2 separate regions of the Mus musculus genome follow, and region 2 is linked to region 1. The links are chromatin loops, found by intact Hi-C in ENCODE. Cell type or tissue: left cerebral cortex. All regions are shown on one strand. Links, peaks and the distances in the headings refer to the core of each region. The heading gives the core; the rest is flanking DNA.

What was found. A loop is a pair of places that touch in the nucleus more often than their neighbours do. Peaks named below come from ENCODE experiments on the same cell type or tissue, not always from the same donor. Only the 100,000 strongest peaks of a DNase experiment are listed, where the experiment ranks them.
Region 2: it touches region 1 in a loop (2.4-fold over the local background); 1 of 42 quality-filtered maps calls a loop at or near these places.

The regions. Positions count from the first base shown.
Region 1 is chr9:58,570,155-58,586,037 of GRCm38, reverse strand. It overlaps Nptn (neuroplastin), which reads right to left and starts at 3,798. Exons shown (of 9, transcript NM_001357751.1): 1 at 3,512-3,798. The coding sequence starts at 3,602. In left cerebral cortex, for the core only: CTCF peaks have their summits at 5,270 (motif pointing left) and 7,156 (motif pointing left); DNase peaks (open chromatin) are centred at 5,080 and 7,169; H3K4me3 peaks cover 161 bases; H3K27ac peaks cover 426 bases.
Region 2 is chr9:58,738,018-58,753,138 of GRCm38, reverse strand. It overlaps Rec114 (REC114 meiotic recombination protein), which reads left to right and starts at 11,580. Exons shown (of 6, transcript NM_028598.1): 1 at 11,580-11,752. The coding sequence starts at 11,597. It also overlaps the pseudogene Gm21183. In left cerebral cortex, for the core only: no CTCF peak of the experiment used is centred there; DNase peaks (open chromatin) are centred at 11,263 and 13,099.

The DNA.
Region 1 (15,883 bases), core at 4,274-9,273:
CACCTAGTGCAGATACTAGCACTGTTGTAAGCATAATGTTCACAGCTAAGAATCACCTAAGCAAAATGGTTTCTTCAAATTCAGCTGTTAACAATAAAACTCATTAGATTCTCTACTTGCCCCTACAGTATTAATTATCTAATGTAATAAGTCTCAGAAGAACATACTACATTTTCACATTCCATCCCACATTCATTCGTTCAGCTAACACCTGTAAACCTCATCTTCCAGGTACTACATTCTACTTCTCTTACAACAACGGTATTCTATAAAAAGGCTACACCTGACCCTTATGAAAATGTACTCATTTGCAGGCATGGTCAGGAGAAAAGAATACCATGAAATCTCCCAGACAATCAAACAGAATATAAACTTCCTCACCAGAATTTCAATTGCAGCAAAATGGTTGGCACAAATCTCTGTAAGGGACCTTCAAATGACCTATTATTAACTTGTATTCATGATGACAGAAGCTTTAATAAATGCTTAATACACATAAGAAGAAAAGCAATCATGCTACTTTTTAATAATAGTTATGGCTAACACTAAGACTTGCAATAGTATCAAAATGAAATCCAACTAGACTCATTACCTCATTTAATCCTTACATCATCCCTATGGGACTAACTGTAATCCCCATTTCACAGATCAAACTAAGGCCTGCCTTACTCAAGGTCACTTAGCTGTAGAGAATTAGAATTCAAACCCAATCCTTGGGAAGACAAAGCTCAATGGTCCCATGCTTGCCTAGTATGTACAAAGGTTGGAGCCCTAGTATCTACACACACACACTCTCTCTCTCACCTTTCTCTCCCTCCCACCACTCTCTATACACACACACACACACACACACACACACACACACAAAACAAAATACCAGTTCTATCTGTGTCCAAAGCCTGTGCTCTAGATCATGAGCTTGGTTTAATGTTCAATTTTAACCTAAAACCTTTGAATACCTTAAAATTTTTATGTTTTATATGAAACTGTGACCTTACAAGTCTGAATATTTATATGAAAAGTAAAATGTACTTGAATTCCTATGGTAATGGATCGTATTCCTTTTGGAATTAAAAAGAAATGCTGCTGGCCATCTATACCAAATTCTTCACTTAAGGAATAACAAAAACAGAAGCTTTTTCAAAAACTTCTACATGCCTAATCTAAACTGCCACATTTTCAATCCAGAAACAGTGACTCTACAACTGATTTTCCAAAGCATTATTTTTATTATCAGTATGTCTAATAGTTAAATACTATGTGGTATATAACATGGTATCTCATTTCACTGTTTAAAAAAGTAAAAACACTTGAGGACACAAAATGAGACTATTACAGGACTACAATCAACAGAAACCTTAAATATCACTGAGGCACGTTACAGAAAGCTTTAAAATGGCATCCTTAACCATATAAACTGGGAAGTAACCATTTCTTTCATGAATTCAATTTACATTCATTTAGCTCAACTATGGGTTCATAGTCACTTTACTAGCCCTGTCATGTGACTAAATCCAAGCTCATTTCAAGGGAAAGGCTGTACTATGCTGTATTTAGAACATATTATCACTAAGAGCAGATGAGTCTTTGTAGGCCTATCCAAAAACCTTGCCTTAGTTGCTAAGAAACTACAATTTACCATATTATAAATCATCAGAAATAACTTATGCCAGCAGAGATTAAGTATCTAAGATCAAGAATCTCTCATCTATAGTGCAAAATGAAACTGTTATTTCCACAAATAACTGAAATCAGAATTAAACTCACATTGTTATCACATCTATGATAAATAACACATATTTATATACATAGATACCAAGCATAGAGGGAGCAAATCAGGCTAACTTTACCCTTTCCCTTCTACAGCTTCATACTTGAAGGAAAAGGGGGTGGAAGTGTCCATATCCTTAGGATATTCAATGTAAGAAACAAATGTTTCCTTTCTGGCTCATGAAGTAATAAAGCCATGGGGCATAAAATTCCCTTGTAAAGGGAATATTTGATAAAGTGACTTTTTTTCCAATACTAAATGTGATACATTATTACTGTATCCGCTAGCATTTTAAGCTCAGTTTGTCTTCAAAATACTCAACTCCACTGGCTCTGACTGATTTTTGTTTTAATGAAAGCCACTTCAAATTGTTTTAGCATAACAACGAAGAAATTCAGAGATTAAAACTAATGACTAATGTATGGCTCCCTATCCCTAACCAACTTCTCATTAATTTTTTTCATGTTTAAAATAGAAATCTTTAAACCTCCTAATAGTTGTTTCCACAATAGCTGAATTAGGTTCATTATCCCTTTAGGTTTGTATCTGAATGTGCGGTTCAACAACGGACTGTGACAATTCCAACAGAATCTGTCATGTTTAGCTCCCCAAGCCTATTATCTTTCACCATCTTCTCTAAAGAGCTTCAGTTCGCAACCCAATTCTCACTTCCACTGTACCTTAAACCCAACCCAGAGACCACATTCATATTCCTCAGAAATAACATCTTTGCAATCTTGAAACTTTCAGTTCTAAAAGCCCACTTCCTCCATCTCCCCTGCCACCATCTCTCATTGCCCTCAATCCCACCACTGCAGATGTGGCTGTGTCCCAGCCCTCCCCAAAGGCCGAACTAGCATCATAAAGCATTTGCCACAACTCGTCCCCTCCCTAATGTATCCGCCGCGCTACAAAGCAACATTACACCCCCGACTTCCTGCATTTTACTCTCTTCCCTTATTTTTCCGTCTTCCCCCACTCCCACCACTATACCCAGGCACCCTTTACTTCCCTGATATTTCTTCTACCTCGGTTTTAAAGCTTTCCCCGCATCCTCTGCTCATTTTCCTCTCCTTATTTAGAAACTCCCTTTTGCTTTCCCAACCGCTACCCTAGAATGCCCAGCACTCCACCCTCCTTGGCAAAACCCAATCCTCTTCCCCCAGCTCGTTTGGAGACACTGCTGCTTCTCTTCTCCAGGTCCCCCTACTGCAGTCAACCCACTCCATCTTTCCACCCACCTTCCCTCTACCCCCAAATCCAAGGTTTCCCGAATCGCTCACTAACCCCTCTCCTTGAGAGACTCAAGCAGTCTGCTGCCTCTAGGTATTCTACGGGATCCTTTTGACCCCAGCTTCCCCCCTCCTCCCATTTTGCAGAATGTCACCCGGGTTCCAGGGCCCCAGTAGAATCCCGGGTGTCAGCGCCCGCGGAGCCCGGTTCTCTCGCCGACACCACCCCTCCGCCAGCTCGAACTCGAACGCCTGTCTCCCGCCGCTTTCTCCAGAGCCGCCCCCGCTACTCCAGCTCCCGGTGCGCGATGAGCCCTACGCCGCGGACCTGTCTACAGAGCCCCGGGCTCGCACCAAAGCGACGCCTCCACCTCTCCGCGAAGCACCTCCTCGCCTCAGCCGGGTCGCCCGCTGCCGGCTCCGGCATCCCCCTCAGGCCTGGGCCCGGCCCCTCTGGTTGCCAGAGCCGGGCGCCCCCGCCCGACCCGCCCCCGGCCCCTCGGCTTACCGTTCTGAGCAGCGCCTGGCCCTGGAAGGAGCGAGCCAGAGACCAGCAAGAGCGAGAGGGCCAGGGCGCCGGGGAGCGACGAGCCCGACATCCTCCCTAGCCGGAGAGCGCGCAGCGAATGGGCCGGGGCCGGGGCCGGGGAAAGGGAGGGGAGGGAGGGAGGGGGCGGGCGAGCGCGCGCGCGAGGGAGTGAACGAGGGAGGCAGCCGCGGCCGAGCTCCGTCCTTCCCTGTCCTCCTCCTACCGCCGCAGCGTCCAAGCCTCGCGAGACCTCCGCTGGCGGCCGTGGGCGGGCCAGGAGCACCGGCGGCAAGGCTCGCGAGAAGAGGCCCTCTTCCCCCCCCTCCCCAAGTCCCCGCCCCTGCAGAGGCTGATTGGCCAAGCACAAGGGCGGTCACGTGCGAAGGGCGCTTTTGGCCACGTGACGGGGCGAGGCGGGGACTCCACCCGCTCCTTCTCCCACGGGGGAAGACGGCGGAGTACAGTTCTCACTTCTATGGGATCCTAGCGCTCAGAAATTAGAGGAAGCATTGAGAAAACAATGCTCCCCCCACCCATCCTGCCTTTCATGCGTTACTGCTCGAAGCTTCAGAAATGGATACCCTAGACCCTGCTTTTGAGCTTCCTATTAGTACCCCTTATCAAAACCCTGCTTTTCCTTCTGGACTTTGACCAGAGACCCCTAGAGGTATCTGGCCACAACCTCTCTGCCTCGTGGATTTTTTTTTCCCTTCCAGGCAGTGTTAACGATCGCTGTGCTTCCTTGCACGGACATCTGTTCCCTCAGCCTTCAAGTGTCCTCCTTTTCCTCCCTACCTGTGCCCTCCCCACCCCTCTTTGGCCTTATTTTAGCTTCACAAGCTCTGAGGGCCTGAAGAGCTAGCCTGTGCAGGGCTACAGATCCAATTCTACAAGGAAGTCACAGTGTGTCCAGTAATAGGCAGAACCTTTGGTAGAGGAAACCCGTAAGAAAATAGTTTCCACTCAGTTCACTGTTCAGCCTGGTGTATCAGAGATGACCCACAGGAAAGGGGCAATCAAAAAGGAGTTTAGCCATGTTGCATAGAAAGTTGAGAAATGCCTTCTTTTGCGGTGAGAGAGTACTGGGGAGATGTCATAGTCCTTAAAAATGCTTGATACACAAACGTGAAGACCTGAGTTTCCCCAGCATAAAACAGAAAAGGATGGCCACCAGAGCCAACGCTGTAATCTGAGTCTGGAGAAGAGAAGAGCTCTCTGGTTTGCTAACTAGTCTGCCTAGCCGATCGATGAGGTCTAGGCTCAGTGAGGGACCCTACCTCAAAAACTGAGTATTCTCCAAAAAAAAAAAAAAAAGAAAGAAAGAAAGAAAGAAAAAGAATAGTTAAGGGAGATACCCGAAGGCAACTTCTGGCCTCCCAGTGCGGGCACACAGGCTCTCGAACACAAACACAGATTTGGGGGAGTTGGCTTGTTTGTTTTCCCTGAACCACCCTCAGCACTTGTGGTTAGCAAAGGAGTGTTTTCTGTGGCTTAGCTCATCTATGAGTCACAACAGACATCCTCGGGTGTCTCTGTGGCTTACAAGTGAGAAAGGGTAAACTGGCCTGCTGACCTGACTATATTCAAAGGGTTAGAGAATCTGGAGTAAAGAGGAGGCAGAGGGGGGCTGGTGAGATGGCTTCAGTGGGTAAGAGCACCCGACTGCTCTTCCGAAGGTCTGGAGTTCAAATCCCAGCAACCACATGGTGGCTCACAACCATCCATAACGAGATCTGGCGCCCTCTTCTGGAGTGTTTGAAGACAGCTACAGTGTACTTACATATAATAAATAAATAAATCTTAAAAAAAAAAAAAAAAAAAAAAAAAAGGAGGAGGCAGAGGCAGTTGGATTTCTGAGTTCGAGGCCAACCTGGTCTACAAAGTGAGTTCCAGGACAGCCAGGGCTAAACAGAGAAACCCTGTCTCAAAAAACCGAAAAAAAAAAAAAAAGAAAGAAAGAAAGGAAGGAAGAAAGAAAGAAACCATCACAAACTCTCCAGAACTCTCCAGCTTTCCCAGGAACTAGACAACTATCTGCTATCTGCTATAGACTGTGCTTTGCAGCAAGGGCTGGGGCTCTATCTCTGGGGTATGTTCACAGAAGAAAAGCTGTGTCCTAACAAACCTACGTATTTACACTCGCAACGAGAAATCCTTATAAAAGTATCATTCACAGATGGGGAAACTGAGGCTAAGAGATGGCAGGTTTTGCTCAGGATCTCCAAGCATAACTGTGGATGGCAGACAGTCGGGTTCTCTTGCTTCTAGGCTTATTTTAGAAGCACATCTCCTTGCCCTCTTTAAGTTGAGAGTGGCCTGTGGCTGTCTCAGCCAATGAAATTTGAGAAGTGGCACGCATCATTTTCCAAGTGAAGCATTCATTCATTTCCAGGGTTTCAGACTCTTTGGTCTTGGTAATAGTGAGTAATGGCTATGATAGTGAAAATACATGTCAACAGGAAAGGGATGACCACTTGGATCCTCGAGTTAGCACAATAAGCTGAACCCTCTTGTCACCCACACAGAACTGATAATATTGCTATTGAGACTCAAGGATGTCTGCTCTTTTCTACTTTTAGAAATTTTTATTTTATGTGTATGAATGTGTTCCTTGCATGTATGTTTGTGTTCTGTGTGTGTTGTAATGCCTGTAAAGTCTACAAGGGGATGTTGGAACCCCTGGAACTGGAGTTATCAATGGTTGTGAGCATCTATGTGGGTGCTGAGACTGAACTTGGGTCCACTGCAAGAGCAGTAAATGTTCTCAATAACTGAGCTGCCTCTTCAGCCCTCCGGGGTTGTTCTTATAGCACAATCTGAACTAGTCTGGATAAGAAATTATAAAATCCAAATCCACCCCCGCCCGCATCGCTAGTATCTATGCATCTTCGCCCCAGTGACCTAATAATTTCTCTTGACAAATTATCTGTCAAATAGGGACAATGATCATTGCAGCTTTGAAAGACTGTAAGAAGAAAAAGTGCATAAGTTTATGTGCAATATTTTGAACAATTTCTGTTGTGTTACACGCACTTCAATGTTGATCATGACACTACTACAGCTCAGACTCCAGCCTACATTTTCTCTCCCTAATGTTACAATATCATGATTGCAAAAGCTGACTCAGGAGCAATCTTTTACCTATGGGTGGTACCATTCAAAGCACTAAATTATAAAGAACCCTTTTTACCTAGGGAAAACATCAGCAGGTCCCCACATGACATAAGAGTACTATTAGTTTCTTCCTGCTGTTAAGACACACAACTAAAATCTCCTATTGATGTGGGAACCTCTTTAAAGGAATTTAGAAATCGAGGGTTGGGGGTTATTGTTGTTTTACGGCTTACCAGACATAGTAGCTTATATGTACACCAATACTTAGGAGGCTGAGGCAGGAGAGTCACTACAAGTTCCAGGTCAGGCTAGGATATATAGATCCAGACCATCAGCCTATGCTACAGAGAACAAAGTCCTGTCTTAAAACCAAACTGATTATTATTTACATACACTAAGAAAACTCCGAATGCAGATGTGTCCAAGGATTGTTAAGCTCCTTGTGATGCACCAGAAGAGCCCTAGGGGTCCTCAGAGCTCAGGCTGAAACACTTTCCTGGCCTCCAGCGAATCCCTTGGAGGTCTTCTTTCCAGTGTTGGTAGCACCCCCTGGTGGTAAGGCCTGTAATTCCCAAATGGAAAGTCCTCCCTTGGTTTGGTTTGATGTATTCAATTGGCCCTTGGAAGATTGGTCAAAACGACAGAGTTGTAGGATTCCTAGAGATGCTCTTGAACTTCCTAATGGTTTCCTGTCTTCATCCTACAAAGATCTCTGCACCTTTAAGCTCCTTCAGTAATATATATTGCCCCACTCATCTTGACTGCCGTCATTTGAATCTGAGCAAAGCAATATCCTTGGGCAAACTCCACACTCAGGGTCGGCTAAGGTTAGAATAATGTTTGTTCCCTGGACAGTAGCATGGGATGCTTCTCGTTTTTTAGAGAGAACTTTGGGTACCGTATCCACTTTGATGACTGACTAATATAGGGATGAGGATGAAGCAGACCAGCCTAACAGCCGGTTTATGCTCTCTATGACTGGAGTTGGATCTTAGGGGCTAATCCTTGCCCAGATTTGGAAATAATTGAATAAAAGTCATGAATATGCCTATAGAAATTATAGCATCCCTCTTATAAAGTTTATATTGGATAACCTCCAGTAGTCGGCTAGCCAGACTAGCTTGGGAACAAATTGCTCCTAAATGCTGCGTGTACGCACAGACACAGGGAACAGCAGTGAGTGAACACGCTGTTTCCCAGTACTACTGGGAAATGTAGGATGGGGGGGGGGGCAAGACTAGACATTCACATGCCCTCTCTAAGTGGCAGGTCTCAAACTTGCTTAATTCCTTCCCACAATGGCTCACCCGAAACCTCACTCTTGAGCCCTCAAGGGAGAGGCGCGAGTAAAGAGAAGCTGAGAAAGTTACAATAATGAAATGGTTCTCTGTGGCTACACATTAGAACCAACTGGGAAGCATGAATAAAACGCAGCACTAAAAGAGAGATGCTCACCACCCAGCCTCTGGAGGTTTCAATTCCATCGTCTGGGGTGGGGCCCAGTTTATGTAGATACATAGCAATCTCTAATGTGCTGTTGAGTAAATGCTCTGCATTTCCAGCTTTGATGAACCTTAGAACAACCAGAGAACTATGAAACAATTCCAATCCTGGGGCAGGGGCAATAGCTGAGCGGGTAAGAGTGCTTGCTGCACAAACATAAGGATCTGAGTTCAAATCCCCCACATCCACATAAAATGCCAGATGTTGTATGCATGTGTGCCTGTAACCTTGTGGGTGACAGAGACAGGAGGATCTCTAGGACTTTCTTGCTGCCATCCTTGCTCTAGTTTCAATTCAAGGCTCTGACTCAGGAGACTAAGACTGAGAGTGATCGAATAGGACATCAATATCCTCCCCTAGCTTTTGCACATGCACACTACATGCAAATATACCATGTATACACATAAATGAATAAATAAATAATAAAATATTATCTATGTCTTTTTTAAAAGTTTCCATCTCTAGACCTTATCAATTAAATCAGAATCTTGGAGGGAAGTGTAATGTTAAATCTCTCCAGTTGTGGCTGGAGAAATGGCTCGGTAGTTAAGAGCTTTGGCTGCTCTTGCAGAAGATTTGGATTCTGTTCCCAGCACCCACATGGTGCCTCAAAGCCATCTGTGTTTCAAGTTCTTTTTTGTTTTTGTTTTTGTTTTTGTTTTTCGAGACAGGGTTTCTCTGTGTAGCCCTGGCTGTCCTGGAACTCACTCTGTAGACCAGGCTGGCCTCGAACTCAGAAATCCGCCTGCCTCTGCCTCCCGAGTGTTGGGATTAAAGGCGTGCGCCACCACTGCCCAGTATAAATAGCTGTTTTTTAAAGACTCTAATTGATTCCAATTCATAGTCAAAATTGAAAATAGATGTTCATATGGATTTGTGTTATCTTTCAAATATTTTATGCAGTGCTAAAATATTTATGTCAGGGCTTGACACATGCTAGGAAAATGTCCTATCAATGAGCAGTAGCTCCAGCCCCAGCCCCAGTCCCAGACCCTGTTGCTTGAAACTTCTATAGAATTACATGGAGAACAGTTCAAAGATGGATTGTTGGGCCTTGCTTCCTGAGCCTGGGAATAGGACCTGAGCATGCACAACAAGTTTCTCAGGGTCGTTGATACTGCTGGGATTGCAGATTTAAGCCATCATGCCTGATGTGTGCCACTGAGAACCAAATCTCAGGCATTGAGTGGGATCACAATACTTTTTAGCAAGAGTAAGTTGGTGCACATGTTTTTCTTTAGATACCTTTTCTGTTATGGATGTGTAGTAACAATTTTGTCATTTTAGTTTCTATTTAAAATCACAGAAATGGTCTGGTGAGATGGCTCAGTGGGTAAGAGCACCCGACTGCTCTTCTGAAGGTCAGGAGTTCAAATCCCAGCAACCACATGGTGGCTCACAACCATCCGTAATGAGATCTGACTCCCTCTTCCGGAGTGTCTGAGGACGGCTACAGTGTACTTATAATAAATAAATAAATAAATAAATAAATAAATAAATAAACTTTAAAAAAACCACTTGGAAAAAAATTAAAGCCACAGAAATATTATAAGAATATGTTTTAATTTTAATTCCAGGTGTGGGATATAGGGCTGTTTCAGATTGTCCACAGCAGCTATGATTTGCCTCATGCTCTAACAGAGGTGTGATTTTTGCCAGCAGTAGATAGTTTCTGAGATTGTGTGATGTTTGGAATTCTGGGAACTTTTCAGAGGGTATATAAATGCTAGGGCCCTGAGAGAAAGTATGGGTTGTTGGTTGCATTTGTTAAGTAGTCATGCATAAAGAGGAAAGAAGAAGAAAAAGAAGAAGAAGAGGAGGAGGAGGGGAAGGGGAAGAACGGGAAGGAGGGAAGGGGAAGAAGGGGAAAGGGAAGGGGAAGAAGGGGAAGAAGAAGAAGAAGGAGAAGGAGAAGGAGAAGGAGAAGGAGAAGGAGAAGGAGGAGAAATTAGATATCCTGATGGTGAAGATCGAACCTACCTCAAGCAACTTGATGCCCCTACTCAGAAGGAAGTCGTATAATAATAACATCATCCCCTTTACTTTCTATCCTTTTTCTTCTCCTCTCTAGTGTTAGAGTGTTGAAAAGGTGAAAAAAAGTGAATATAGGCTGAAGGGTGGGAGAAAGAAGAACTCACAAAGTAGTAAAGACCAGCTACAGGGATGGGTACCTGAGCCTTAGTTTGTATTTGCCTTGAAATAGCCTTATTTCTTTGCCATTTTTAAAGATAGCTTTACTGGGTATAACAATCTCAGTTGGTACAGATTTACTTTCAGGGTTTTAAACATATTGTTCCATGCTTTCTTAGCTTTTTGGTTGCCAATAAGAGAAATAATATTGCTCTAATATGCCAGTCTTTGTATAGGAATTGACTTTTTTCCTTATGGCTTTTAATACTTTTGCCATGAATGTTTGATATTTTGATTATAAGAAGTCATGGAGGCTGGTGAGATGGCTCAGTGGGTAAGAGCACCCGACTGCTCTTCCGAAGGTCTGAAGTTCAAATCCCAGCAACCACATGGTGGCTCACAACCACCCAAAATGAGATCTGATGCCCTCTTCTGGTGTGTTTGAAGACAGCTACAGTGTACTTACATTAAATAGATAGATAGATAGATAGATAGATAGATAGATAGATAGATAGATAGATAAATAGATAGATAAAAAAATAAATAAAATTTAAAAAAAAAAGAAGTCATGGAGCCGGGCAGTGGTGGCACACACCTTTAATCCCAGCACTTGGGAGGCAGGGGCAGGCGGATTTCTGAGTTGGAGGCCAGCATGGTCTACAAAGTGAGTTCCAGGACAGCCAGGGCTACACAGAGAAACCCTGTCTTGAAAAACCAAAAAAAAAAAAAAAAAGAAGAAGAAGTCATGGAGTGGTTCTTCTCTGGTTATGTATATGGAACCCTAAATTCTTCTTGTGTTTAGGTGTCTATTCTCTAGATTTTGAAGGTTTTCATTGTTTGGTTGTTTTTCGCTATGATTTCATGAAAAGGATTCACTATACCATGGGAATTTTGTTTTTCTTTCTCTCAGCTCTTCCTTCTATCTCATGGATTATTAAGTTTGGTCTCTTGGTTGTGTTACAGAGTTCTTGGGTGTTGTAGTCGTGTCTTTCTCTGTGTAGCCCTGGCTGTCCTGGAACTCACTCTGTAGGCCAGGCTGGCCTCGAACTCAGAAATCCACCTGCCTCTGCCTCCCAAGTGCTGGGATTAAAGGCGTGCGCCACCACTGCCCAGCCGTCATGTCCATTTTTTTAGTTTTGTTTTGTTTCATTTCAATTCTCTTGAGACAACCTCTTATGAAGTCCAGGCTGAGCTAGAACTCACTTCATAGCTGAGGATACTTCAAACTCCCCATCTTCCTGTATCCAATCTCTAATTGGCATTATAGACCAGTGACTATAGCATTCTTCGTTATTGATGTTTGAATGTGGTATTTCTCTGACCTTGTCTTCCAGCCCTGGTCTTTTCCACTCAGGTAGCTAGTGTTCTGACTGAAGGTATCGCCTGAGTGTGTTGGGAGTGGGGTGGAATGCAATGGCCACACTGCAATCTCTATAACAGTGGACCTTCCTCCATGCTTTCAAAACCCCCCGACCGTCAATCACCTGCTAGATCCATGCAGCTGTGGATATCAGGTAGCCCATTGCAGCTTCTGAATTTTCAGGTTCTACAGCAGGGAACAGCAGATGGGGACTCTAGGGGCTGATCCACCTGCTGACCTAGGCTTAGGACCATCAAACTCCAAGCTCACTGTGACTTGATGACATCCCTTCCTGGCCTCAATAGCCACTATTTCTTATGTACGTCACTGATTGATCCAAGCTCCTTGTGACCATTCCCTTGGCCTTCCCTCTCTTTACAACTGCTTTCCATAGCTGTCTTTCAGCTTGGCATTTCAGCAAGTTAAGTTCAGGCTCCCCAACTTACAGGTGTTTCCTAGTCTCAGGACAAGAGGCCAGCTCAATTTTAAATAACAGTCTCTCTATCAAGATGACCCTGATCACTGCCCTCCAGGACCTGCTGAGTGACAAAATAGGATTCTGATCCATCTGTTGGGGCAGACCCTGGATCTAAGGTTTTATGAGGACTGTGGGCTTTTTCTATGAGGCAGGACTTCCTGTCAGTTTTCCCTGAGGCCCACTTATTTTACTTTGTGTGGCTGTGGTTGGATGTCTTGGTTTACATCTTTTTGGTACATCACCTGCTGCTTTTTCTATATTTTCCAGGTATCCCATTACCTTTGCTATTCTTTTCTTTTTTTAAAAAAAAGAAGATTTATTTATTTATTTTATGTATGTGAGTACACTGTAGCTGTCTTCAGACACACCAGAAGAGGGCATCAGATCCCATCACAGATGGTTGTAGCCACCATGTGGTTGCTGGGAATTGAACTCAGGACCTTTGGAAGAGCAGTCAGTGCTCTTAACCACCGAGTCATCTCTTCAGCCCTGGAACAAACTTTTTTTTAAAAAATATTTATTTATTTATTTATTTATTTATTATATGTAAGTACGCTGTAGCTGTCTTCAGACACTCCAGAAGATGGCATCAGATTTTGTTACGAATGGTTGTAAGCCACCATGAACAAACTTTTATGTTTATTATTATTCTAACTCTCCTTTATTGGGCTGCAGGGAGGCAGCTTCTAGTCCTCTGCCTTTCCTGGAAGTCAGCCCTCTTTAGATTTAGGTTTCTGTGTCTGGCGTGATAGCTCAGAGGATAAAAGCACTGCTGCCTCACCCGACAACCTAGGTTCATTCCCCAGAACCCAGAGGTGAGAGGAGAGGACCCAATTCTGCAAGTTGTCCTCTGTCCCCCCACACCCTGCCACACACACACACATAATGGGCCACACCTGTGCCCACACACAGGCACACAAAATAAATGCAAATGTGAATTAGCTTGACTAGCCTTCACGTTTCTTTTCATTTATTCTGTTCAATACTGCTGGGATCTTTTAATCTGAAAATTAATGTCTAGTACTCAAGATGGATCCTGACATTCTGTGTTCTTTGTTTTCTTTCTGAAATGTTTGATTTTTCTGAATTTGTTCTCTATTTTATCTTTTATCTCATAATTCTCATCTCTTTAATTTTTTAAAATTTATTCTAAGAGAATTCCTTTACCTGCCAATTCTTCTATGACATTTCTAACTTCAGCAATTATACTTAAAATTTAAGGGTAATTTTTTTCACGCCATTGCTGTTCTTTTATCATAAAATTTGTACCATTTTATGGATATGCTACCACTTTAAAATCATTCTAGAACTAGAAAGTGTAAAAGGTTTTTTGTTTTGCATATTTTTTTTTCTGATTTCCACATTCTTTTTTTTTTTTTTTTTTTTTTGAGACAGGGTTTCTCTGTGTAGCCCTGGCTGTCCTGGAACTTTGTAGACCAGGCTGGCCTTGAACTCAGAAATCTGCCTGCCTCTGCCTCCCAAGTGCTGGGATTAAGGCATGCACCACCACACCTGGCTGCTTTCCACATTCTTTATTTCTCTTGGGCTAGAAGCTTTTTGTTTTTTTGTTTTTCTAAGATTTATTTATTTATTTACTTATTTATTTATTTATTTATTATAGGTAAGTACACTGTAGCTGTCTTCAGACACACCAGAAGAGGGCATTAGATCTCATTACAGATGGTTGTGAGCCACCATGTGGTTGCTGGGATTTGAACTCAGGACCTTCAGAAGAACAGTCAGTGCTCTTAACCCTGAGCATCCTCTCCAGCCTGGGCTAGAAGTTTTTTAAAAATGTTTTAACGTGATGTTTTTCTTATATTTGTCTGTGTAGCAGTCTACTTTTGCTGTCTTATATTTATAAAAGAGTAATCATATTGATTTGCCTGCATTGATAGATGCATTCCCTATATGTTCCATGAATATAGGTCTATATTTCTTTCTCTTTTTGTCTTCTATTTTTCTATCTTATGTTACCATAAAGAAAATGCTGCCCAGAGGTTCCGTGAACCAGAATTGTTATTTCTCAAAGAATGGCACTGGGGTTGAATGGTGGTGGTATAAGGCGTGGCTCCAGGGTCTGAGGAAGATGACTACACAGTTCAAAGGGAAAATGTTTTATTTCTGCAGAGCAGTTCATGCCACACTTTATGCAAGCAAGCAAGCAAGCAAGCACACAAGGGTCCTCTGGAGTTTTACTGCTAATGAGAAATGTCCTGTGCCTCTGAGTAGTCAAAGCTTGGCTTACACTCTTATGTGACTGACTAATACAGCACAGTGCAGATTCTAGGAAAAGGGGAAGGAAGCCTGTTCTGATTCCAAGAGCTGAACCTGGAGAGATCTGAATTTCTGCAAAGTCGCTTCTTCACAGATCTACTGTTATTTTTTATATATGCGCACCATGTGAATGCCTGCTGCCTGTGAAGGCCAGAAGAGGGTGACTGATTCTCTAGAATCGGAGTTGCAGAGAGTTGTGGGTGCTGAGAACCGAATCAGGTCCTTGGCAAGAACAACAATGTTAACTTCTGATCCACCTCTCCAGGCTGCTACAATTGTTTAAAATGGAACCCTGTCTTATTTACTTCTGTGAAAGAAAAGACTGCATCTGCGTAAACTTCCCACAGGCAATGCCTTAGGAAGGAGGAGGCTTTGTTCTGATACTTATCCATTGTGATGAGTAACATTGTCAGTGTTGGGTAAGCATGTCTGTGGGGGAGGAGGAGAAAGGTAATTGTTGTTGCAAGATTCAGCCTGCTGTGAACAGCACCCTAGGCAAGGTGCCCTGGATTGTATGCATTCTACATTTGGAGAAATCTAGTTGAACACAAGAAGGGAAGGAATAGGTGGGCATGCATTTATTCTCTCTCTGCTCCTGGATATGATATGACTAGCTAGCTCAAGTTCCCACATTGACTGCCTTACACTGATGGACTATTGCCTGAGATTGTAAAACAAACAAGCCCTCTTGTACATAAATTGCTTTTTGACTGGATATTGTATCACAGCAACAGAAATGAAGTCAGGACACCCACCTAGAAACCTTTAGTTTTTTTCTTAATGCCATCTGCTTGAGTTCTGTGTGAGAAAAGGTAACAAGGGGCAGTCGCCATCAGGGGCGGACATCTCAAGAAGATGTTTATGGGAAGATGTCCACATCATTTCTTCTCTACCTTTTCACCTGCAAATGTGGGGGCTCTGCCAGGAGTGCCGCCTCCTCCTCAGCTTCCTGTACTCATTTCATTCTCTGTGGTGCAAAGTTTAGTCACTTTGTTAGCATGCTAATTCAGTGTCAGTAGAAGGAAAAGACAAACATGTATGCTTCTTTACCATTGTTACTGGGTTTTTTGTTGTTGTTGTTGTTGTTTTTGTTTTTCGAGACAGGGTTTCTCTGTATAGCCCTGGCTGTCCTGGACCTCACTTTGTAGACCAGGCTGGCCTCAAACTCAGAAATCCGCCTGCCTCTGCCTCCCGAGTGTTGGGATTAAAGGTGTGCGCCACCACGCCCGGCTGTTCCTGGTTTTTAAAAGATTTCTTTTTTATTATTTTATTTTAGTTTTTAAGACAGGGTCTCACTGTATAGCTGTGGCTATCCTGGAACTCACTGTGAACTCTGGGCTGGCCTGGAACTCATGGAGATCCACCTGCATCTGCCTCCCAAGTGCAGGGATTAAAGGCATGCATCACTATTCCTGGCTATAAAATTATTTTTATTTTTCAATTGTGTGTATGTGCGCACTCCTACAGTGACCAGAAAAGGATGTAGGAT
Region 2 (15,121 bases), core at 10,122-15,121, 160 kb before region 1:
ACTGATAGAAGAAAACACCCAGAGCCTTCCTCTGACCTCTGTGCACCCTCTCACAAGCACACACACACACACACACACACCTTCCTCCCATATGCACACATCAAAAAAAATGACATAAAGAGAAGAGGTCTGACTGCATTAACAATGAACGATATCTGAGAAGGCTGTGAGGGCTGGAGGATGGGAGGAGTGCTGGGAAATGCTGTCTGCAGGACTTGACGCAATTGTTCCCCTCATGAATTCACCGCAGCCATGCTTGCCCACAAAATGGCGAGCCAGGAGGACCTGTGAACAGGGACAGCCTTTGCACTGAGTGGGTTAAAATGAAGAAAGAAGCATGAAGGTGGAGACCGGGCATGGGAAGTGTGTCTGGAGTGGTGGGAGGGGAGGGATGGGAGTGGATAGCGTCAAGATAGTGTTAACATGTACGCAGTTGTCAAAGAAATAAAAGCCATTTGAAAAATCTGAGTATCATGAGAAAACAAAACACTGGGGAAAGTGACAATATTTGTAACATAATTAATAGGTACTTAAATAGCATCCAGAATGTACGAAAACGTGCTATAAGCAAATAACAAAAACATGGAACCAATAGAAAGTGAATGAAAGGGATAAATAAGCCATTCACTCGGTGGAGGGAAGCGGTGGGAGTGGGGGGGGGATGGGGTGGAGGTGGGGGTGGGGATGGGCATGACACACAAAAGGATGCCCCTATAATGCGGTGATTAACTGAAATGATAATTAAAGGAATGCATGTCAAAAATAATAATGGGCCCTTTTTAGTTACTGTTTTGTTGCCGTGAAGAGATGCTCTGACCAAGGTAACTCTTATAGAAGAAAGTATTTTACTGTGGCTTGTTTGCAGTTTTAGGTTAGTCCACCACGGTCATCACGGCAGGAAGCACACAGGCGTGGCCCAGGAGCAGCTTCTGAGAGCTTCACATGCTGGTCTGCAGGCAGTAGGCAGAGAGGAGAGAGACGGAGACACAGTGAGAGACAGAGAGAGGTTGGGGAGAGACTGGGCCCTGGCATGAGCTTTTGAAACCTCACAGACCAATCCTAGTGACACACCTCCAACAAGGCCACGCCTCCTAATCCTTCCCAGATAGTTCTGCTAACTGGTGACTAAGCATTTAAATATGAGCCTATGGGGCCATTCTCATTCAAACTACCACAGGTCAAACCTGGAGTTTTCTATCTACACTGTGGACAAGTGTTATCCAGTGTTACTTAAATGGGAAGGTAACTTGGCAATTTCAAGTGAGATTAAAAAGTTAGCACACCAGTGCCTCACAAATACAGAAGTGGATGCTCACAGCCATCCATTGGGCTGTGCATAGGGTCCCCAATGGAGGAGCTAGAAGAAGGACCCAAGGAGCTGAAGGGGTGTGCAGCCCCATAAGAGGAACAACAATTTGAACTAGCCAGTACCCCCAGAGCTCCTAGGGACTAAACCACCAACCAAAGTGCACACATGGTGGGACTCAAGGCTTCAGCTGCATATGCAGCAGAAGATGGCCTAATCAGACATCAATGGGAGGAGAGGCCCTTTGTCCTATGAAGGCTCTATGCCCCACTGTGGGGGGATGCCAGGACCAGGAAGCAGGAGTGAGTGGGTTGGTGAGCAGGGGGAGTTGGGAGGGGGATAGGGAGAGAGTGTTTTTTGGAGGGGAAACCAGGAAAGGGGATAACATTTGAAATGTAAATAAAGGACTGGAAGACTGAGGGTTTCCACCCACCCTCTCGCTCCCCACAAATTGTAGTTCTGGTATCACTCTTGCTACTGCTTTCCATAATGAAGACTGGGTCCTATGCCTTCGCCAGACTTCTCGCTATCAGCAAAGAGTTGCTTTTGCCAAAGAGATTAAGATGTCGAGAGAGACAGACTGCGACTTGGGCTTCCTGTCTCCCATGATGGCCTGTCTCCCTGAGATGACCCTTCTGATCCTCTGTGTGATTTCTGGTATGAGCCATCATGCCCAGTTCATGCGGTGCAGGAAATAGACCCCAGGGCCTATATATGTTAGGCAAGCATGCCACCAACTAAGCCACATCTTCAGCCTGATAAGAAAACTTCGTTGACTTCAGATGCAGAAATGAGACCTGAACCACTGACTGTGTGTGTGAACCCTGGGAGCCCTGTGTTTTCCTGTATGTTGGATCCCAAGACATCGCACACAGCCACCTCACTGTCCAAACCCCAGATGATTATGTACAAGACCAGTGCCAGCCAGTACGGGGCCTTCTCGCCCAGGCTCTTCTGTCCCTGTAAGTACCAGCCACAGAGCAAGCGTTTACCTCAGAGCAACCGGCTTTTATCAAAACAACAGCCTAAATGTTGGCCCTGACTGAACCAGAACCATCAATTCTCCTAATTATCAACACACACTATGAAAATACATCCTTCTGACAATTAAAGAGAAAATGTCCTGGGGCAGTGTAAGTTTCTAAGTCTAGAACATTTTGAACATTTGAAATTTAATAACTTTTAATAAAAAAAGATACAAATTCATGTTCTAAAAATACTTTTAAGAAATAAAAAATTAACTGGAAAAAAAAGAGAAATGTAAATAAAGAAAATATCCAATTAAAAAAAAGAGAGAAACTTAAAAAAAAAAGTTAGTACACACGACCCAGCCGCTCTCCCTGATTCATATGCCAGGCAGGGATGGGCAACAGCTTAAGGAAACCTAAGTAAAAGGATAAAGCTTTGTGGTTCCCCCTCCCACTTTTCCCTTCTGTAATAGTGAGACTTAGAGAACCTTTTTTTCCTTTTCGCTTATATTTCCTGAAGCAAAGGCCAAAACATGGTCTTTCCTGCAGGATTGCAGTCATCCTGTTCCCCACTGAGGAGTGCAGCCAGGACCCCTGCAGATGCCAGCTCTGTGGAAGCTCAGCACCTTATCTAGACTGCTGAAGCTTTGGCAGCTGCAAAGCCTGGCCTATACTTTGAGCCATCTCTGGGTTACTTATAACCCTAATGCAATGAAGAGGTTATGTAAATACTGCTGTTACTATATTGTTTATAGAAAAGTCTATACATGTGTTTTAAAAACAGTTTGTATTTTTTCTCTTACTTGTATCTGTGTGTGTGTGCATGTGTGTGTGTGTGTGTGTGTGTGTGTGTGTGTGTGTGTGTGTGTGTGTGTTTTCCTGTGCCCATGAGTACAGAGGCTGAAGGATAACCTGGGTGTCATCCTAAGGAGTGCCATTTACTGTCATTTGAGATGGTCTCTCACTGGGTTGAAGTTCACCAAGTAAGTCAGACTGGCCAATGAGCTCCAGGGATCCTTTTGTCTCTGCCTCCCCAACATTGATATTACAGATACAAGGCTTCTGAACCTAGAGGTTTTTGTTTGTTGTTGTTGTTGTTGTTGTTGTTGTTGTTGTTGTTGTTGTTGCTGCTGCTGCTGTTGCTGTTGCTGCTGCTGTTGTTGCTGCTGCTGCTTTGGTTTGTTTGAATGTGTATGTTGGGCATCTAAATTCAGCTTCTAAGTTCTTGCATAGCAAGTACTTTTCTGTCTGAACCATGTCCCCAGCTCCCCATATTTTTATGTACTGTCTTGATACATAGCATTGGCTCAGATCTGTCACAAGGCCCATGCCACTGTGCACAGCATTGTAAGTGGATGCTGGTGTTTCAACATAAGTCCCTGGGCTTGCAAGGCCAGTGTTTTACTGACTGAGTCATTCTCCCCAAGTCCCAAATGCACAACTTTTTTGTGGCCACGTAATACACACTAAGTGAAAGTGCTACGGAGAGCTGATTGATCGTCACTGTTTATGGGGGTCTGCTCTGTATCATCACCACGCGTACTGGCTCGGTGAATGAACGCCAAGCTGCTGCTCCTCAGGGAGATGCAGGGTTAGCCTGTCACAAGCCCAGGTCACCAACCAGCTACTATATGATCCTGTTTCATGTGTATTTCTGTTTAGCTACATTTTTGTTTAGTAACATTTTTATTCACTTGAACTTACCTGAATGAAGTTTAACCAGCATACATATTTTTTTTTCCTGTAAAGACACACCATATTCCTGTAGTGAAAGCATGTGTAGTTCCATGCACGGGGTTTGTTTTAAAAGTGAATTCTTAATCAAAACAACAAACAACAACAACAACAACAAAAAACAGTCCCCCAAACATAGCAGAAAGCATACTGTAAAACAGACATATGCTTACAAAATGGAGGTAAAATCCTCTGTCTGACCTTCCTAGGGGACTGTAATCTCCTTGAAGGGGATTACAAGGAGCTGCCTACCTGCTGTCTAGTGTGACTGTTTCCAGAAGTCACACACTCAGGGCTGAGTGAGGACAGGCTGAGCTATATGAGCAGCAAACCCTGGGTCCTGTAAGCTCTGGGACGACGCGCCCCCAGTGTGGCAGCAGAGGCCCTGTGAACACAGGGCGCAGAAGGGTGGACTTTTATGTCTTGTGATAAAATTTATACAGCATGAGGTTCATTATTTTCAAGATTTCCATTATAATGTGCCAGGCAAAACTGTCTTCTGACCTCCAAATGCACTCTGTGGCACATATGCGCATTAACAAATAACATATAATTTTATATATACATATATAATTTTCCTGAAGGAGGGGATTTTCATTCTAAAAGTACATTGGGATGCCCTCAAAGACAAAGTGTTTCGTGCAGGCAAACAGCACAAGTATCCCTGATCACCCCCAGTGGTCGCCCTAAACCTGACCTGCCAGCTTCTCTGGGTGCTTGCTTAACTTCTGCTGGAGGTGTGGTGTGCCTTCAGTGGCTGCAGGCGAAATTATTCAAATTATCTCAACAGCGACAAAGCTCAGAATGCTGAGTCACTGTCCAACACAGAGCCTTTTCCTTCAGGGTGTGTTCATCTGTCTGAGGTGTGAATTGCAAATCTTAACCACCCCAGTCTACTATAGAGCTGGGTAAAATGATTTCTCCTGGGATGGAGCAAGGCTGAAAACAGGCAGTGTATCAAACTGGACTAGAGTTCTAGAGGGGTCTATTCACTCTGCTCCAGTATTTGACAGTGTAGGTGACACAGTTAGAAACATCCCAGATAGAACAGCTACCAGGGAAGATTTTCAGATGTTAAATTTCCACTTTCCTGTTTGCTCCGTTACATCCGGATATTAGGATAGGAAGAGTGTTAGCCATTTCCCCCAGGTTAGCCCTTTGCACATTCAAGGTGATTTAAATCATCCATTTCTTCCATATTAATATCTGCAGCCCTTCACCAAGTTGAGACCGTGCCAGGTTTTTCTAATTTCCAGGTTTCTCTGATTCCAATTCCTTCTATGCTGGTTGTGAGTCTGTGTAGTCTTTCTGTCCGGCTTCATTTTATTTCCTCTCTCTGGTTCTAACACAGCTTTGCAAAGCGTACTTCCAAATGTACCAGCCGGTGAGCACGTTTCTAACTAGCCTGTTATTCTAGGGACTTTTAATGAATGGGCAAAGTCAGTGTTAATTTCTTTTCATGTTGTGCCAATGAGCTGCAGCCTGCAAACAAGTTGGAGCTGTCTGTGTCACCCTGAAGTCCCTTCAATTACCTGCAGTAGGACAGCTGGTCCTTGCACATGAAAGGGTAGAGTAGGAATGAACATAATTGCTTTCTAGCTGTGATCATGAAGTTCCACGGGAACACCCCTCCGCACGCAGCCACCTGGGGTCTGACATTATGGAGACAGATCATTGGCTATTGTGATGAGAACAGGGTTTTATGGGAAAATCCCCCACTGCCACAGACCAATGCTCTGCGTTTCTCAAACACCCTGTGTGCTGTAGCCAGGGAACCCAGCAGGCAGAGCAGAGGTGCAGATGTCTTTGTCATCCTGCAATGCAAAGGACGTGAGGACACTGAAGCCATCATTTTCTTTGCTGACTTAGTATCCTCGGGAGAAGGGATGCCTAGAGTTCCTAGTCTGTTTTGAAAAGGACATGCCAGATTCTCAACTACTTCCCCTTCCTTCCTTCCTTCCTTCCTTCCTTCCTTCCTTCCTTCCTCCCTCCCTCCCTCCCTCCCTCCCTCCCTCCCTGCCTTTCTTCCTTCCTTCCTTCCTTCCTTTCTCCTGCCTCCCTGCCTCCCTTCCTTCTTTCTGGAAGGTCTTATGTAGTGTAGGCTGGCCTCAAATTCACTATATAATCAAATATGACTTTGAAGATCTGATCCTCCTGCCTCTATCTCCTGAGTGCTGAAATTACACCATGTGCCACCATGTCCAGTCAGTTTTTGGGGGGAATAGGGAATTCAACCCAGTGCTTTGAGCATATTAGGCAAGCCCTCCACCAAACCTTGCTCACTTCTCTATGTCTCATGTCACCTGCAAAATAGTTACACATAAAAAGAATTAAAATGACATTTAGTGAAATAAATCTTTTTCTTCCAATTTCTGTGCTTTAATTTTTCTAATAACCATTTCAGAGGAGGGCCTGCTGTAGAGAGCTAGTGTCCTAAGCAAATTAGCCATTATCTTTTTCAGAGCAGCTGTGACCTTCTACAAGCAGCCCTGGAAAGGGGCCTGGTAGATTGTGGAGATCCCCTCATGAAAGGAGGAGCAGGAAGGATGTTAGACTCTCACCTACTATCTCAATCCCTCCCTGCGGCACCTCCCAGCTTGCTGCTGTAATGTAATTCTGCCCCAGTTGCGTTTGGTCCCGTGGTCTGGAAGTGTGGGGATGCTAGAGTGTAGAGACTATGGAAAGGCAACTGGAGGGAGGGCTCCATCTCTGTAGCCATGGGGAAGTTGTCATCTATCACCGGGTGAGACTTTCCACCATGATGTGGCTGCGTTGGGATCACTCACATTTCTATGGATGTCCCTTTACCCATGATCTACAAGAAAGCATAATGAAGTCATAGGCTTACCAGCTCAAACTTTGGTCTGTCACTGGTGCCTTGTCTGAGAGGGGGGCAGTTTTGTTTTTTTGTTTTTTTGGTTTTTTTTTTTTTTTTTTTTTTGGTTTTTCGAGACAGGGTTTCTCTGTATAGCCCTGGCTGTCCTGGAACTCACTTTGTAGACCAGGCTGGCCTCGAACTCAGAAATCCACCTGCCTCCCTCCCGAGTGCTGGGATTAAAGGCGTGTGCCACCACACCCAGCAGTTTTTTTTTTTATTACATCCCCCATCCATGAGTTTATGCAATAGGGTGATTCGTTAGCTCATAGTCACCTGTCATTCAATAGTCTGGGTCACCAATTCTGCCGTGGAGGCAGCAGTTACACATGGGAGGGCCTGCAGCTCTGAGAATGGTTTTTTCCTTTCCTAACTCCTCTTTCACCATCTGCTTGTCTGCAACTGTATTAAAACTAAATCCGAAGCTCTCATTCCTGTTTGTTACCATCTCAGTGTGATTGAGAAGCAGAACCTGGGGCAGACTCAAATCCAAATAGTTCATTTGCGAGGTGATCCCAGAAAACACTGAGAGGGACGGAGAAGGGAGCTAGCCATAAAGGAATCATTACCAACCTGAGCTGCATTCCACTAGGGAATGCTGGGAGACAGGGTATTACAGGAATCTCAGCATTATCCCACCTGAGGGGTGAGGAGGATAAGAGACAAATAGATTCTTGGGACATAATCAATAACATATTACCTTCTAAAAGTAAAAGTAAAATCCTGTCTTGTCCACAGTGAACAGGGTGTGCTGCTGTCAGTTGCTCCTTATGCCTTCCTTTGTCCTCCTGTCTCAGGGTCAGAACTCTCTAGTGTGGGCACGTGATCGTCCCAAAGAGGAGCTGGGCTTTTATCCCTATCTTACGTGGGATATAAATCTTTTCTGCATATGCATGTGTGTAGGCACACATGTGTGGGGTGTGTATATTGAGCATATGTATGGGTTTCTGTGTGTGGTGGGGGCACACTTGTGTGGGGTGCATGTGTATCGGGGTTTGAAGCTGATGTCAGCTATCTTCTTCAGTAACCCTTCACTTTATCTTCAGAGACAGCTAGGCTCATGGCAGTATTTACTACTATAAGGAAGGTTTGTATGAGAATATTCATAACAACTGAAAACAAAAAGCCTGCTGGAAAATAACCCAAATGGTGAACAATAAACAGAGTGTGGGCTGAGCTTGAAGGTCAGCGGTAGATACTTCTCAGCATGCACAAGGCCCTGGCGTCCATCCCCACAGCACTGGGATAATTTTTAAAAAGGAAACTGTGACCTAGCTATACAATAGAATGTTATTTGGTACTAAAAAAGTATTGATAGAGCCCAGAAATGAAATTACACAGAACAAAAGAAGCAGATATAAGCTGGGGGCTTGGCAGTGGATGTCTGTAATACCATCCTGGGAGTTGGGGGCAGTAGAGTCAGGAGTTAAAGGCCATCTTTGGTAGAGATTAGCCTGAGCTACATGAGTTTCTGACTCAAAAAGGAAAAAAGAAATAGTAGATGTAATGGGTGTATAATGTACATGTTCACGTGTGTAAAGTCCTGGGAGAGGATGGCAGAGCTGCAGTGATCAAACTTAGACCAGGCTAGCTGTTTGTTTTGTGAGGTGGACAATAACTGGGAAGAGAAAGAAATTTAAGAGTTTCAAAAATGTTTCATATCTGTTTTTGGGTAGTTGCATGAATTATACAGGTAGTAAGATTCACCTAATTGGCTAGGTGTGGTGGTGCACACCTTTAATCCCAGAACCCAGGAAATAGAGACAGGTGGAGCTGAGAGAGTTTTGGGCTAGTCCCGTCTACATAAGGACTGGTAGTCAGTTCCAAAACAGGCAGAGCTACATAGTAAAATCCCTATCTCGAAAATAAACCCAACACAAAACACAAACTTATCTAAACATCAGAGATCTGTGCTTTTTTGTTGCATAATATTTATTAAACATTTGACTTGTATCTTTTTTCAAAAAAAAAAAAACCCCCAAAAACAAAAAAGACACTTTGGCTGTTAAAAAGATGTAATGGTTTGCTCAGTATTCTGACCCCCTCCTCCCAACCCCCATGCGCGCAAGCCTTAGAAGAAGGTAAAAACCTACTGAGTTTTACTCTCTACCATATCTCAAGCACCTTCCACAGTGCTGGGTCTCCAGGTTGCTCCAGTGACTCTCATTAATACTGTAAGTTTGTGCAAGCTCCCAGGCATTGGGCTGTGGCTTTATCATAATCTCCCTCTGCAGGCCTGGCCTGCTCTTGGCAGATGAGGGTGGCCCAAAAGCTGGATGCAGGTGTATTGTCTAGGAAGGGAGTTTGCAGGTGGGAACTCAGCAGGACTCTGGGTGTCCTTGGGCACTGACAGGATCCCAACTGTGAGCCCCATCTGTTCCTGTGAAGGGTGTCTGACAGCAGCTGCAGCCCTGGACCTGGGAGGTGAGTGCCCCTGAGACCCAATGTCAGGCTTCTGTTCCTACGCTCCCTTCCTGTAACAGGCCCATGAAAAGTCACTTTAACTCTGGACAGAAAGGATCCCACTTTACAATTTACACACATCCCAATTTACAATTCACCAAGTGTTTCCTCCCATAAGCTCTTATTTCATCTTGTCATGGTCCTGAAATGTTTAATGACCCTATTTTACAGAGAGGTTGAGTGATTTCCCCAAGGTCACACAGCGGGCAAGCCATAGACCTGGGATTCAAACCAAGCTTTTACTATTTACTACCACACTAAGCACAGTACTGCTGTGTCATTTAAGGACCAGCAGAAGCAGTTTCTAAAATCCGATCCTTTCCGTAAGCTTTCCTGGATGAACAAGACTGGTATATAACAATTTCCCCTTGCTTTTAATCCAATTTATCTTATTTGTCTTGGAGAGATTTATCTGCCTGGACCACCACTATGGATGCCAGTTGCTGATGCAAATTTCCACATTCTTCACTGCCTGCCGAGTACAATCCACACTCCTTCATGGCTGTTGTGTGCTCTTTTGCCCCAAATCCCCTCTTCTTTAAAACGGGGCTTTGCTTCCTAGAACCTATGCTGCCACCTCTCTACTCAAGCCCTGTCACACTCTACACCACAGGATGCCAATCTCCTCATCTTTCCTTAGGAAAGCCCACAGTTCTTCCATGGCTCTGCTGTCCACTGGGCATGTAACCTTAGACAAATGAGTGTGTTTGCACCATGCTTCATCTTCCTTACTAGGTCCCAGAGGCTAGATGTGCATCTGAAAATAATAGGTAACCATTTCTGTAATCAATTGCTGACTAGTATAGTTTGCTTTTGTTTTTGTTTTGTTTTGTTTTAACTTATTTACTTTGTGTATGAGTGTTCTGTTGCATGTCCACCTACATGCCAGAAGAGGGCATCAGATCCCTTTAGAGATGGTTGTGAACCGTCATGTCGGTGTTGGGAATTGAACTCAGGACCTGTGGAAGAGCAGCCAGTGCCCTTGACCACTGAGCCATCTCTCCAGCCTTAACTAGCATAGTTTTTTTTGCACACTACAGATAGTTGATGCTTTGTAGTGTACAATTATTACCACTTTCCCAAACATTCTCTAAACATTAACTGTGTAGTCTATAAACTGTTTCCATTGAGCCAGGTTTGATGGCTCTTGGCTACAATCCCAATATTCAGGAGGCTGAGGCAGACTCATCTCAAGTTTCAGATCCGCCTAGGCTACAAAATGAGGTCTTGTCTCAACACATAATAAATAAATAAATAAACCTCAATTTTAAAAACTTTAAAATTTTCTATTTCTTTTTACTTCATGTGTTTGGTTAACACAGCCTCCATCCTCTGAATGCATTGTTCTGATTTGACACAGATTGTATAAATACCAGATTCTTTATAAGTGGGGCTGACATATGAAGAGACCGTGGAGTCCACAGTTGTATTTGTGCTCTGCCATTCACTGGCTGTGCCCATTGATAAACCACATCTGCTCTCCGGAATGTATTTTGCCACCATCAGTTCTGGGGTGTGTGCTTCTTTAACTGGCTACAAGGTTGTTGGGAGGATAAATGAAATTACAGCTGTGGAAATTTTTTGCTGGCTATAAATCACGCAGAAATGTCATCTGCTTGCTGTTTGATGGGGGCACATTCTCAGATGCTTGGCCACCCCCTACCCATCTGTGCCTCTCTTCTGGTGACAAAAGGAAGGAGAATGTTCTGGGGTACGGTTGATGAGCAAATTGTCATGGTTCCAGAATTGCCCTTTCCGTTGTGCTGGATTTGAGGTAGGATGTGAAGAGACGCCATCATCTGTGATACTGCTGTGAGGACAGAGACACCCTAGAGAGCCGGTCTAGTCCCAGGGTTTAGTGGTTATGAGGAAGTTGGCCAGTTTGAGAAATCTCTCAAGGCTCAGGCAGATGAACGCTTGCGTGGGCTGCCTTGAGAGAATGTGAAGACTCCCATGATGGTGCTGAAATCTTCCAAATTGTAGGCATAATAGCCTCACTTGCAAGCAGAGTGGAGACAATCTCTCTTGGACGCCCACCATTAAAAAACAAAACAAAACAAACAAACAAACAAACAAACAAAAAACCAAACAAAAACAAAACCTAAAACCAGCGAAGACCACACTTCCGTAGTGGAATCCTCTGCTTCCGTTTTGGAGAAGCGTGAGCTTTGAGCGCCGTGCTTCCTGATTGGCTAGCTGATTGTCGTCAGCTATCACGTGGAGGCGGGCTTTCCAGGACCTTTGACAGGCATGTCTGAAGCGGGAAATGTGGCCTCCGGCCTCGGACTTCCAGGCGAAGTCTCCCAGTGGTCTCTGAAGCGCTATGGTCGCTTCATGCTCTTGGACAACGTGGGGTCCCCTGGGCCTAGCTCGGAAGCTGCTGCAGCGGGCTCGCCCACATGGAAGGTGAGGCCTGAGGGCAGGAAGGATGGGCAGCTGCCAGATCCCCAGGGGAGGAGGGGCAGACCCTGTCCAGCAGCCACATAGGGCCTGTGCAAGGACTGGAGGGAATGACTTCTAACCCAGGAACTTTGTGTCTGAGTAGGAGTAGGAGGTATAGTTGTAACTCATTTCGTTTTCAAAATAATTATCCAAGGGTAAGATAAACACTCATATATTCAACAATTATTGATTGAACATGGATTGCATGCTAGACACAGTTCAGTATGCTAGAGATGATTTCGCATGGAGCAAGTTCCAAGTGGTCTGTGCTGTTATGAATGGTTTTGTTTGCTTTCTTACGGTATTGGGGATCTAAGTGCCCTATCCCAGAGCTATGTCCTTCGACCCACTGATCCTAGTTTTCTGAGGGCATAGTATTTACCCAGATAGCCATGTAAATTGTAGCACGGATAATTAAATCATTCACAGCTAAATTGTCATGCACTTTGGTAGTCAAGCACCTACACAAGACTAAAGTTGAATTCTACCTGTTTTTATTTTGGTACAAGGGTTGGACTGAGGCCTCCTTGTGTGCTAAGCATGTGTTTTACCACTGAGCAACACTGCCAGCCCCTAAATCTAGCACTGATGTTGGATTTCCATGTTCTTGGTTAAGCTCTTAGCTTTTCTGAGCCTTGTTTATTGTAAAAATAGAAATGTTATGTTTAAATAATTGTGATAGAGACAAAACAGGTGTAAAATAATGATCTTACTTCATAGTGTCCTCTGTGGTTTTTAATGTGTTCTTGGATAGCTGTGGGTAAGATAAAATAGAGAAATGAAGGTGTAACATGTGAAAGGCTCCAAATCTGAGGAAACCCTAGCAGGTCTGGTAGAGAGAGAAACCAAAAGGTTGGTGCTTAGGGAACCCAGGGAGTGATGGTAATTGGTGAGGATGTCTGGACAGGAAGATGGGTGTCTTGTGAATATTATTTTAGAAGCCTATAGGGAAAGCCATAGGAAAGGTTTTAATCATTCTCTTCTTTGATAAATCACGCTGTCTTTATAGATGGAATTAGAGGACAGTATCAGTGAGTTCGGGAAGACAGAAGATAATGACACCTCGGGCCTGTTGGGAGGTGACACTGTAGATGGGGAATGGGACGGATAATGTGGAGGATAGAAATAAAAGGGCTTGGTGATTGATGGAATGTGAGAGGCGAGGGCAGAGCCATTCACTTTCTGGCAGAAGCAACTGAAGGGAAACAGGATGCAGTGGAGGGAAAACAGATCAGAGACGTCAGATTCGCTTGTGTCGAGTTTAACATGTGTGAGGAAAAGCCGGTTGTACTCAGCTGAGTGGAAATGTTCCGGATTCAGCCGGTCTGGGCTGGAGGTGTGAAGGCATGAGTCAGCCTCGGGGAGGTGATACAGTCATGAGGTTAGTGGAGAGTCCATGGCCTAGTCCCAGGGTAGTGCAGCAACTGTACGTCACCTAGAAGTGCCAGAACCTGGCAGATTGACAAGGGCCAGAGAATTGCAAAGTACCTGGGAGAATGAAGGGTCACTAGTGCTAGAGGGAGTTCTCTCAAGAGGGAGAGAGAATGCTTGCTTAAAGTTTGTGGAGTGGTACTGTCAAGTATAGGAAAGTAATGGCGGTGGCCATTGTATTTGGCTGTGTGAAGGTTATCCGTGGTCATTAGAAAGAGGGGTTTGAGTGAGGGAGGGGTGTAGAAGCCAGACTGATGTGGATTGAGAAGTAACTGAGGTGAACATGAGTCTGAGCCAGGCGCACCGTTGTGAGAGCCTCGGCTGAGAATGTGGATAGAAATAGAGTGTTGTGAATTATTCATAACATTCTGGAATATTAGCGTAAAGGGTGCTCTAAAACTTGAAATCAATCTATTTAGGCCCATTTTAAAAATCATTAAATACTTTGTTGTGCTCTTGTGGAACTCTGTATCCTAAATAAGATATAGGGCAAAAATGCAAACTGGAGTGAGGAGAAGTTAAGTGCCGGCGTGACGGATCTATAATTGGATCTTATAGAAAGCCAGGGATGTTAAAGGACACGTTTGACTTCCAAGACTGCTCCAGGAGGCTCCCTGATAATTTCTCCTAACCACTCTTTAATCCTTTTCAACCCTTTTCTCTGTGTTGGGTGCGCTGGCTCAGACTTGTGTAGGTAATTCTTAGATTGCAGCCCAGAGCATGGCCATTTTGGCCATTTTAAGAAGTCAACCATTATTACAGTTTTTACCTTTCCTTTGCAAAGCTCCTCATAATTGCTTGTAAGGAACAGCACTTTTCAGCGGCTTTCAAATGCTTGACACAGCACCATGGCCACAGTGGCAAGAGATGTGGTTGGCGTCTGCACAGCTTTTGAAAACTGGACATTTGTACCTTGCTTTGAATCTCTGCCCAGCCGTCCTGCCTGCTGTGGTCAGCTTCAGCCTAGGTCTGTCATGTTTTCCTTTTAAATGAAAGAGAAGTAAGATTCGTTCTGTTTTATAGGCACCATGACTATTGTATAAAAATCCAAGTCCCATGTGAATTTCTTTAAAAAAAAAAACACTTGGCTTGGTCCCTATAATAAAACTATGTGTTAGGTGAAATGCAGAACTTTATTATAATAAGATAGTTCTGGTAGATTTTTTTCTCCTATGGCATGTTTCAAATTCAACTGTTAATAAACCTATTTTGATTTTTTAAGTCCCCCCACCCCCAGAAATTATGGAGAGTCTCTACTCTCTTGGTTCCATATGTGTAGATATTTTGCCCCAGAGAAGATGCTAATCACAGTGGCCACACACGGACAGAACTGTCCATTTAAGAGAAAGATAAACCAACACTCGGGAGGCAGAGGCAGGCGGATTTCTGAGTTCGAGGCCAGCCTGCTCTACAAAGTGAGTTCCAGGACAGCCAGGGCTATACAGAGAAACCCTGTCTCGAAAAGCCAGAGAGAGAGAGAGAGAGAGAGAGAGAGAGAGAGAGAGAGAGAGAGAGAGAAATAGCACAAGACTTCTCTGACTGGAAGTCCCAGCTGAGAGGAAAGGCCACGTTAAGGTCAACAGAGGTTCAACCCGCTGATTCTAGTTATGTCTCTGAATTGTTATTATATGTCATACAATTTGGAAGCAAATAAACTTTTTGTAAGAGTGACCAAACAAACAAACAAACAGAAATGCCAAAATAAAACCCCAAACTCACCCCAGTTTATAGCTATGCCACTCAGGCTTTGGTGTTCTCTGTTGTCCTGTAGGGATTTTGTTAAAATGCAAATTCTTCCTCCGTCAGAACAGACTGGTGTGGGAAGTGGATCCTGTCATCATAGAGAGCTCCCCGGTGACCCCGGTATTGGCTTAGGGACTAAGCTTTGAGAGAAGGGGTTTG